2 separate regions of the Homo sapiens genome follow, and region 2 is linked to region 1. A link is an interaction called in ENCODE POLR2A ChIA-PET data of the cell type or tissue named here. Cell type or tissue: PC-3. All regions are shown on one strand.

Evidence for each region. ChIA-PET counts read pairs that join two places held together with the same protein. Peaks named below come from ENCODE experiments on the same cell type or tissue, not always from the same donor. Only the 100,000 strongest peaks of a DNase experiment are listed, where the experiment ranks them.
Region 2: POLR2A ChIA-PET joins it to region 1 with 10 read pairs; 6 of 35 experiments call an interaction of 5 or more read pairs at or near these places.

The regions. Positions count from the first base shown.
Region 1 is chr10:63,246,561-63,249,060 of GRCh38, forward strand. The region is part of intron 3 of JMJD1C (jumonji domain containing 1C); the gene reads right to left. Among named protein-coding and RNA genes, the nearest start is that of NRBF2, 110 kb to the left of the region's middle. In PC-3, no CTCF peak of the experiment used is centred here; a DNase peak (open chromatin) is centred at 1,381; H3K27ac peaks cover 970 bases.
Region 2 is chr10:63,375,591-63,378,090 of GRCh38, forward strand. The region is part of intron 2 of JMJD1C (jumonji domain containing 1C); the gene reads right to left. Among named protein-coding and RNA genes, the nearest start is that of MIR1296, 3.8 kb to the left of the region's middle. In PC-3, no CTCF peak of the experiment used is centred here; a DNase peak (open chromatin) is centred at 1,481; H3K4me3 peaks cover 329 bases; H3K27ac peaks cover 501 bases.

The sequences.
Region 1 (2,500 bases):
CACCAGACTCATCTTACAGGAATGTAAGATATAAGTTCTTCAATCAGAAAGAAAAACAAATAATGTACAAAAAAGAAAATATTTAAAAATATAAAAGCTACTGGTAAAATCAAATACACAGACAATACAATGCCATGAAACAAGCCTCAACAAATTCAAAAAAGCGAAAATCATACGGCAAACTGTCTTTTCTGACCACAACAGAATAAACCTAGAAATCAGTAGCAAGGGAAACCTCTGAAAACACACAAATACATGGAAATTAAACAACATGCTCCTGAACAACGAATAGGTCAATAAAGAAACTTAATTAAATTTTTTTTAATTTCTTGAAAAAAATGAAAACCAAACACAAAATCTACGGGATTTGGCAAAAGCGATACTAAGAGGAAAGTTTACAGCAATAAACATCTATATTTAAAAAGTAGACTTCAAATATACAACGCAACAATGCACTCCAAGGAACTACAAAAGAACAAACTAAATCCAAAATTAGTAGTAAGAGGGACATAATAAAAGTGAGAACGGAAATAAACTGAGACAAAAAAAACAAAAACAAAAACAAAAAAACAAAAAACAGAAGAAAATTTTAAAAAAATGAAAAGCTGGATTTTGAAAAGATAGATAAAATCAATAAATATTTAGCTAGACTGAGGAAAAAAAGGAGAAGACCCAAATAAATTAGAAATGGAAAAAAAAGATATAGCTGAGACCTCAGAAATACAAAGACTCATTAGAGACTACTATCAACAACTATACAAGCTAACAAATTGAAAAACCCAGAAAAATGGATAAATTCATGGACACACAACCTACCAAAATTGAACCAGGAAAGAAAAGAAAACCTCAACAAACCAGTAACAAATAATGGAATCAAAGCCTTAATTAAAAATCTCCCAGCCAGGCATGGTGGCTCAAACCTGTAATCCCAACACTTTGAAAGGACAAAGAAGGTGGATCACTTGAGCCCAGGAGTTCAAGACCAGCCTGGCCAACATGGTGAAACCCTGCCTCTACAAAACATACAAAATGTATGGTTGTGCATGCCTGTAGTCCCAGCTACTTGGAGGTTGAGGCAGGAGAATTGCTTGGGCCAGAGAGGCGAAGACTGCAGTGAGCCAAGACTGAGCCACCGCACACCAGCCTGGGTGACAGAGCCAAAAAAAAAAAAAAAAAAAGAAACAAAAACCTTGCATCTTTTCCCATTTCTTTTCCAAAGAAAAGTCCAGGATCTAATGACTTTACTACTGAATTCTATATGAATCATACTCAAATGCATAAAACAAAACAAAACAAAACAAAACAAACAAAGAAGAGGAGGGAATACTTCCAAACTCATTCCTTGAGGCCAGTATTACCCAGACACAACAAAAAAAGGAAACTATAGGCCTGGTACAGTGGCTCATGACTGTAATCCTAGCACTGTGGGAAGCCGAGGTAGTGGATCACTTAAGGTCAGGAGTCTGAGACCAGCCTGGCCAACATGGTGAAACCCTGTCTCTACTAAAAATACAGAAATTAGCTGGGTGTGGTGGCGGGCGCCTGTATCCCAGCCACTCAGGACGCTGAAGCAGTATATTTTACCACAATTAAACATTTTTATTAAAAAATTTAGCAGAAGGCCAGGCACGGTGTTTCACACCTGTAATCCCAGCACTTTGGGAGGCCGAGGCAGGTGGATCACAAGGTCAGGAGATCGAGACCAGCCTGACCAACATGGTGGTCAAGTTGCTAACACAGGGAAGTTTTTCAAACCCCAAAGAAAAAGCAACCAACATGGTGAAACCCTGTCTCTACTAAAAATACAAAAATTAGCTGGGCGTGGTGGCAGGTGCCTGTAAACCCAGCTACCCCGGAAGCCGAGGCAGGAGAATCACTTGAATCCGGGAGGCAGAGGTTGCAGTGAGCTCAGATTGTGCCACTGTACTCCAGCCTGGGCAACAGAATGAGACCTCATCTCAATAGATAGATAAATAAATAAATAAATAAATAAATAAATAAATAAATGACAGGGAATAATGATGGACACTGTTGAATATGTGGGAAAAGGGGAACCTGTACGCTGTTGGTGGAAATGTAAATTAGTAGCGTTATTGTGAAAAACAACATGGAAACTTCTCAGAAAACTAAAAATATAACTATGATCCAGCAGTTCCACTACTGGATATACATCCAAAAGAAATAAAATCAATATATCAAAGAGATAGCTGCATTTCTATGTTTACTGCAGCACTATACACAATAGCCAAAATATGGACTCCACCTAAGTGCTCATCAATGGACGAATGATATAGGAAATGTGGTATACGTACATAATGAATATTGTCCTGGCCATAAAAAGAATGAAAACTTGTTATGTGCCACAACATGGATGGAAGTGGAGGTTATTACGTTAAATGAAATAAGCGAAGGACAGGAAGACAAATGATCACATGTTGTCACTGATATGTGGGAGGTTAACAAGTGGATGCTTGGCCAGGAGTGGTGGCTCACGCCTGTA
Region 2 (2,500 bases), 130 kb after region 1:
CCCAGGCTTGAGTGCAATGACACAATCATGGCTCACTGCAGCCATGAACTCCTGGGCTTATGCAATCCTTCAGACTTAGCCTCTCAAGTAGCTGAGACTATAGGCGTGAGCCACCACACTCGGCTTATTTTATTTTATTTTTTTTGCAGAGAAGGGGGCTCGCTGCATTGTTCAGCCTGGTGTTGAGCTCCTGGCCTCAAGCAATCCTCTCGCCTTAGCCTCCCAAAGAGCTGGGATACAGCACCCAGCCCTTAATATTAAGATGTCTACCACCCAGATCCATCTACAGATTCAATTCAATCCCTATCAAAATCCAAGTGACCTTTTTCTGGAGAAAAAGAAAAATCTCTCCTGAAATTCATACAGAATCTCAAGGGACCCTGAATAACCAAAACTATCCTGAGAAAGAAGAAAGTTGACGGAAAAACATTTCCTGATTTCACAATGTACTACAAAGCAACAGTAATCAAAACAGTGAGCTGGTATCAGCATAAGAACATACAGACCAATGGAATGGAATAGAAAGCCCAGAAACAAACCCTTGCATATACAGTCAAAATATTTTCTGTAACAGTGTCAAGACCATTCACTGGGGCAAAGGCAGTCTTTCCAACAAATGGTGCTGGAAAAAGTGGACATCTACACGTAAAAAAAAGCTGGACCCTTACATGATATTCCAAACTTAAAATCAATTAATTCACCAAAATTTGTGATCTAAAACTATACAACTTTTAGAAGAAAACATAAGGGGAAAAGCTTCATGACATGGATTTGGCAATTTTTTTTTAATACAACAACAAAGGCATAAGCAACAAGCGGAAACAGACAAGTTGGGCTTCATCAAAATTTAAAACTTTTGTGCAGCACGGGCCACTGCTAACACAGTAAAAAGGCAACCTGTAAAATGAAAGAAAATGTTACCAAATCATGTATCTAAAAGGGGATTAATATCAAGAATACATAGAGAAATCCTAAAACTTAACACCAAAAAAAACAAATGATCCAATTCAAAAACAGGCAAAGAACTTTATGAATAGATATTTCTCAAAAGACATACAAATGGCCAAGAAGCACATGAAAAGATGCTCAACATCACATTAAGCATTAGAAAAATATAAAACAAAACCACAATGACATGCCATTTCACACCTACTGAGAAAGTAAATACCAAAAAAATGAAAGTAAATGTTGGTGAGGATGTAAAGAAACTGGAACCCTTACACAATGCTGGTGGAAATGAAAAATGGTGCAGCCACTTGGAAAACAGTATGAAAGTGCCTCAAAAAATTAAAAATGCAATTACCATCTGATCCAGCAATTCTACTCCTGGGTATATACCCAAATAGTTGAACACAGAGGCTTGGGCAGATATTTATACAGCCATGTTCATACCAGTATTATTCCCTATAGCCAAAAGCTGGAAGTGACACAACTGTCCATTAATGGGCAAATGGATGAAAAGAACGTGGTGTATAAACACAATGGAATGTTATTTTGCAATAAAAAGGAAGAAAATTGTGACACATGGTTTAACATGCATGAACCCTGAAGACATTGTCAGTGAAATGAGCCCGTTACAAAAGGACAAATACTGTATAATTACATTCATATGAGATACTCAGAGACCGAAAGTAGAATGGTGGGCCAGGAAGACGGGGGAATAAGGAACTGCTCTTTAATGAGTACAGTTTCAGTTTTGCAAGACAGAAAATGTTCTGTGTTTGGATGACAATAGTGGTAACACACAACACGAATGTACTTACTACCAATGACCCGTGTACTCAAAAACAGTTAAAATGGCAAATTTTATGTTAAGTACATTTTACCACAATTAAAAATTTTTATTAAAAAATTTAGCAGAGGGCCGGGCATGGTGACTCATGCCTGTAATCCCAGCACTTTGGGAGGCTGAGGCAGGCAGATCACAAGGTCATGAGTTCAAGACCTGCCTGGCCAATATGTTGAAAAACCCTGTCTCTACTAAAAATATGAAAATTAGCCGGGCATGATGGCAGGCACCTGTAGTCCCAGCTACTCGAGAGGCTGAGGCAGGAGAATTGCTTGAACCCGGGAGGCAGAGGTTGCAGTGAGACGAGATTGCACCACTGCACTCCAGCCTGGGCGACAGAGCAAGACTCCGTCTCAAAAAAAAAAATTTAGCTAGGCATAGTGGCACACATCTGTAGTCCTAGCTACTGGGGAGGCCAAGGTGGGAGGATCTTTTTTGAGCCCAGGAGTTCAAGGCTGCAGTGAGCTGTGATCACACCACTGCACTCCAGCCTGTGTGGAAAAGTGAGATCTTGTCTAAATAAATAAAATAAATAGTATGGCAAAAAAAAAAAAGGAACCAGAGCAATATGTTTCATAAGAAAATATATCAAAAATTATATATATTAGTATATATATAATATATATGAGTTATCTCTTAGTAATAGGACTAAAAAGATAATCCTCTATTACTTTCATACCACAGTGTTTTCCAAATTTTTCATCACTTTTT